2 separate regions of the Homo sapiens genome follow, and region 2 is linked to region 1. A link is an interaction called in ENCODE POLR2A ChIA-PET data of the cell type or tissue named here. Cell type or tissue: GM12878. All regions are shown on one strand. Links, peaks and the distances in the headings refer to the core of each region. The heading gives the core; the rest is flanking DNA.

Evidence for each region. ChIA-PET counts read pairs that join two places held together with the same protein. Peaks named below come from ENCODE experiments on the same cell type or tissue, not always from the same donor. Only the 100,000 strongest peaks of a DNase experiment are listed, where the experiment ranks them.
Region 2: POLR2A ChIA-PET joins it to region 1 with 8 read pairs; 7 of 35 experiments call an interaction of 5 or more read pairs at or near these places.

What each region holds. Positions count from the first base shown.
Region 1 is chr12:675,859-678,776 of GRCh38, forward strand. The region is part of intron 3 of LINC02455 (long intergenic non-protein coding RNA 2455); the gene reads right to left. Among named protein-coding and RNA genes, the nearest start is that of NINJ2, 14 kb to the left of the region's middle. In GM12878, for the core only: no CTCF peak of the experiment used is centred there; a DNase peak (open chromatin) is centred at 1,513; H3K27ac peaks cover 1,858 bases.
Region 2 is chr12:809,194-812,111 of GRCh38, forward strand. All of the region lies in intron 1 of WNK1 (WNK lysine deficient protein kinase 1), which reads left to right. Among named protein-coding and RNA genes, the nearest start is that of WNK1, 58 kb to the left of the region's middle. RefSeq lists an enhancer at 1-288. In GM12878, for the core only: no CTCF peak of the experiment used is centred there; a DNase peak (open chromatin) is centred at 1,639; H3K4me3 peaks cover 446 bases; H3K27ac peaks cover 700 bases.

The DNA.
Region 1 (2,918 bases), core at 292-2,791:
TAATTTAATTCAGCTTCTTTGATATAAATACAATTCTTCCCCCTCCTCATTTTTGCAGATAAAACAACTGGGGATCAGAAAGTTTAAGTAGCTTGCCCAAGTTCATACAGCTAGTCAGGGCAGAGACAATATTCATACCTGAGTCTTTCTGGCTTCAGGTCTGTGCTTTTAACATTGCAGCACATTCCCTCTAATATTAACTTTTTTTTTTTTTTTTGAAACGGAGTCTCGCTCTGTTGCCCGGGCTGGAGTGCAGTGGCACGATCTCGACTCACTGCAAGCTCCGCCTCCCAGGTTCACGCCATTCTCCTGCCTCAGCCTCCCGAGTAGCTGGGACTACAGGCATGAGCCAGTGCGCCCGGCCCTCATATTAACTTTTATAAATTCATTTAAAAATTATTAATAAAGTTGAGATTATACTATACATAAAATCTTATATTGCATTTTTTTTCATTTTATATCACGATTGTTTTTTCTTCCTCTGTTATTAAACAGAGGAGAAAAACTGCGGCTATTTATGAGAAAGAGTGAAGTCTAAATGACAAAGCTCTGAGAAGAATTTCATTGCAAGATTAGATTAAATACAAAACATCAATGATCCAAAGCAGGAGCACGTGGTCAGTGGAGACTTGGCAAAGGCTAGGCTGCTGTATTTAACCCACAGCCCCCGACTGATAAATAGAATATAAACATCTCACTCTCCCTGCTCTGAACATCCTCCACATTAAAGAGGATACCTTTGCAGATCCCCGACAGTCAAGATTTCTGTCCAATTTACTTTTCACAAAAGTAAAAGTTTCATTGTAAAATGAAAGCAATGGGTCCTTTTTCAAGCATAAATAATATTATATGGAATATAAGTTTCAACCTCCTCCTTACACACACACACACACACACACACACACGCTCGAATACCCTTATGGGGGTGTGCAGCCCCGTCTTCCTTGGCAATCACTGAGTTATATGTAAAACAGAGCCAGTACTGAAGGTAATATTAAAAATGTTACTATGCACCACTGCAGACTTTGGGAAACTGACTTACTCTCTCTAAGTCTGAGGAGCCATGTGTGTAAAATAGAGCTCATAAGAGCTACCTCAACAGAATGAGGAAAGAACCTAATGGGTAGGCTTTTCCTGAAGCTGGGACTTCTAAGCCAAGAGTCAAGCTTAGGTTACTGCGCATTAGATTTTCTTTGTAGGCCTTAATTCCTCAACGAAAACTGCAACCATGGTTAGGGTCCCTGGGATCTGGGGCTGAGGAACTGGGGGAGAAGAGGAGTAAGGCCTATTCTTGTACCCATCTCCTTTTGTTTGTCACAGTTCTTATTTTCTAGGGAACTGTGGTTAAAAGGAAGACAGAGTACAGCTACCTTTTAGGGAGAGAAAAAAACCAAAACACAATCCTCAGCTTTCAAGGTGTATGAGGGAGAGAGCACCAAGGTAGTGATTTACCCCTGAAGTCAGCTGAGTCTTGGGGAATTTAAGCAGCTAAGGGACACAAGCTTCAGGCCACAGAAAGTGAGGACCACTGGGGCAGGAAAAAAAATCCCTCTTCGTTTGGTGTTAAGTTTCCACCTATCAAAATGCGTCTTTCTAGATGACTTGCTGCCCTTTGCTGGCAAGCTCTCCCAATGTTGTGCAAAGAGATTTAATAAGAAATAACAGGCTGGGCATGGTGGCTCAGGCCTGTCATCCCAGCATTTTGGGAGAACAAGGCAAAAGGATCACTTGAGCCCAGGAGTTTGAAACCAGCCTGGGCAACATAGCAAGACCCCGTCACTACAAAAAACAAATAAAAATAATTAGCTGAGCATGGTGGTAAATTATAGTGAGCTATGATTATGCCACTGCACTCTGGGTGACAGAGCCAGACCTTATCTCTAAAAAAAAAAAAAAAAAGGCCGGGAACGGCGGCTCACAGCACCCAGCACTTTCGGAGCACTTTGGGAGGCTGAGGCGGGCAGATCACCTGAGGTCGGGAGTTTAAGACCAGCCTGGCCAACATGGAGAAACCCTGTCTCTACTAAAAATACAAAAATTAGCCAGGCGTGGTGGCGCATGCCTGTAGTTCCAGCTACTCAGAAGGTTGAGATGGGAGAATCACTGGAACCCAGGAGGCGGAGGTTGTGGTGAGCTGAGATCAGGCCATTGCACTCCAGCCTGGGCAACAAAAGTGAAACTCTGTTTCAAAAAAAAAAAAAAAGAAAGAAAAAGAAAAAGAAAAAGAGGGCCGGGTGCGGTGGCTCATGCCTGTAATCCCAGTACTTTGGGAGGCCGAGGCAGGCGGATCATGAGGTCAAGAGTTTGAGACCAGCCTGGCCAACATGGTGAAACCCCGCCTCTACTAAGAATACAAAAATTAGCCAGATGTGGTGGTGCATGCTGTAATCCCAGCTACTGGAGAGGCTGAGGCAGGAGAATAGCATGAACCTGGGAGGCGGAGGTTGCAGTGAGCTGAGATCGTGCTATTGCACTCCAGCCTGGGCAACAGAGCAAGACTCCATCTCAAAAAAAAAAAAAAAAAAAAAAAAGAAAGAAAAAGAAAAAGAAATTAAAAAAAAACATGATTAGACTTTAGATACATACAGTGCCTGTCCGGTGTTCCCCCCAAATCTGTCTCCTGAGGCCCAGCAGGCACGTAACCCCAGGTCACTCACAGTGAATGAGGAAGGGATGGCGATGGGTGGGCCCCTGTGTTTGGAGGCTCTGACGCTGTTCTCTCATGCACTCTTCCCACTGTGCCCCAGCTGGGAGTTTTTTTCTCTTTCTGCTCTTTACTAGCACTCCTCTGGTGCCCTTTTCTCTCTCTCTTTTTGTACCTTCTTCAAGAGGCTGAGGTCAAGCCCTTTTCTCATTAAGACTAAGTAACCTGCGGACAGAACCTCTGTGTTCTCCAAATGTTTTCCTATAATGTCGTC
Region 2 (2,918 bases), core at 252-2,751, 130 kb after region 1:
TAACCAGATTTTTTTTTCCTATTCTTTTGAGGAAAAAAAAAAAAAAAAAATTTTTTTTTTTTTTGGTCTTTCTGAAACTGGTGCTATTTCAGAATGATAGGTAAAAGTCTCCATGGAGAAGCAGGGGATGTGATGCCATGTTTACCTGCCCCTCCCCCCCATAATTATGATATCTTTTCACCCATTGAGGAAAGTTGGGCTCACATAGACTCTCTTCTTTATGCGATAGACCCCAAATTTCATCTCGTAAGAGTACCAGACTGGAAGGTCATAAAGAAATCTGCAGTAGGAATTTAATCTGTAGATTTGGCCACATAAAATGCAGGTGTAATTTTTATATTATACTTCAAAACACCTTGAAAGCCATGTTAGTCTTTTTGCTATCTTTAACAGTTAAGAATTTTTGCATGAGAATTATTATTTTGTTTCTAGTTGTAGTTTTTCCAACCTTTCCCAGGCCTTCAATCTCTAATTCTGAAGTTTTTAAGAAGAGTTAGTTACCTACAGTTAATACTTCTGTCATCTTTGAATTGCTGTTATACCATATAGGCCTATGAGAGAGTTGCCAGACTTAAATAATTATTTATATGCTTAATTTCTTTTAACACATAGAATAATTCTTTAAAAAATTGTTTTCTCTGTAAACTGTAACTGAAACCCATGCTGCCCTGGAAAGCAATGTTACAAACTGCTGTACCCTCTGCCTGAAGACAAGTTTTTATTTCTTTATCCTAATACCCAACAACAATTAGTATCACTTTAAAAGATAAAATAGAGGCCGGGCACGGTGGCTCACGTCTGTAATCCCAGCACTTTGGGTGGCTGAGATGGGCAGATCACAAGGTCAGGAGTCCCAGACCAGCCTGACCAACATGGCGAAACCCTGTCTCTACTAAAAATACAAAAATTAGCCAGGTGTGGTGGCACACGCCTGTAATCCCAGCTATTCAGGAGGCTGAGGCAGAATTGCCTGAACCCGGGAGGTGGAGGTTGCAGTGAGCAGAGATTGTGTCACTGCACTCCAGCCTGTGCGACAGAGCAAGACTCCGTCTCAAAAAAAAAAAAGGTGAAATAGATGCCCATGTCTTGCTAAGTCAGTGTGGTGCAGAAAATGATAAGGAGGGAGTATTCCAATATTGACCTAAAATATTTTAATCAAGAATTCCAGACACTTTTCTCCACCCATATTTTGATATGTAGAGTTATCATGTGTGGTCTTAATTTAGCAGTAAAATTTTGAATATTGCACATATATAATACTAGAGAAATTTAAATGTTAATAAGACTTGAGGACCAGATAATTTTGGGGATACAGTTGTTAGCTGTAAAGTAAAAATTTCAAGTTTAATGAATGAAAACTAGTCTCACTGCTCCATTAGCACAATTGGTTTGGAAGGTTTGCTTCTGGGCGAATAAAGTGAACAATAGCAAAGGATGGGATTGCTACTTTAAAAATACTAAAATATGAGGGTAAAGAGAGATGTCTGTCAGAGGATGTTTAAAATGAAACAGCTTCTTAAAAGCAAGGGACGGAAGATGTGCAAATGGTTATGAGGTCATTGTACTAAACATTAGCATTGTGCTTCTCACTCCAGAAGAAATTACATCAGTGGATAATCTACTGAGCACTGTAATTTGGGTAGTACTGAGATGAGCAATTGTTTTAGTTGTTGCCTGACCCCCACCCCACCCCCAGCAGCCTGGAACTGTGCATGTTATGAAGAGGTCATGTGACACGGATCCTTGGTTTTGCTCATTTATCCTGTCAAAACAACTTAATGTAGATGGAAAGAAATGAACGAAATGAATAGAATGGGTTAGCTGTATCAGCTTTAGTTTATATTGAAGGTAATGAATGCTGCAATTGGGATAGTATAGTATATTAAGGCCCCAGGAATATCCAGCTCCATAATGGTGAAGAGAAGGTTCTAAAAAGCAACAGTGGCTAATCCATTCTAAGTCTCACTTGATGTTTTAATGCTACTTTTTGATACGGTCTTTTAAAATTTTATCATTGTATTCATGATAATTTGATTGACAGTTGGTAATATTTAAACAATATATGGTTCCTCTTATTTTACCTTCAGCTGTAATTTAGTATAAAGTTCCTATTTCTTTTCAATAATTATTATATAATAACAAACGTGGATCTTCTGAGAAGAAAATTATTTTAGAAGTTTTGCAAAATATTTAGGGTTTGTTTGTTGTCATTGAAACATGAGCTTTGAACCAAATCTTCATTTGTCTCTTAGTTCTGTTTTTCATGTGAATTTGAGGGAGATAATAAAATTTTGTGAGTCAGTTCGTCTCACAACATTTTTCTGAGGATTAAATGAAGTGAAGCAGCCAACTAGTAAATGGCAAATACTTGGCAAAAATTATTTTTAAAACCCCAGGTGTTCCTTCTGATCTGTGTCTTATGTTAGTTTTGATCTACTTTATTATTGTCTTAAAGTCTTTTGGGTGCTAAAATTATGTACTTCTCTAAGATATTTTATGAAATGTTCCTAGATTAAAAAAAAAACAATATTCAGTTATAGATGGAACAAGTAGACAAACTATTGAAAGAAGCCCCAAATTATTTGTTTAGGTTTCCCCCATTTCCTGCTTTGTTGATGATAATCTGTTGTCATGCATCTGTATTTCTAACTTCAAACATTAAGCAGGGGTTCTCAGATCCCTTAAAATAAATAATACTTTTCAGAAAGGATAAAAACACTTAGCTATATAAAGTAGCCTGTATTTATAGTATAGATGTCTTCTGGGCAAATTAGAGATAAAATATTCTAAATATTTCTATGGAATTTTTAGATTGTCATTCAGTGTATTCTCAAGGAAAATTAAATACGGATTTTTGATGGCAAAGAAGTCCCCCGTTTTTTTCCCTCTATGCTTTGCTATAAATAAGTAGTTGGCAG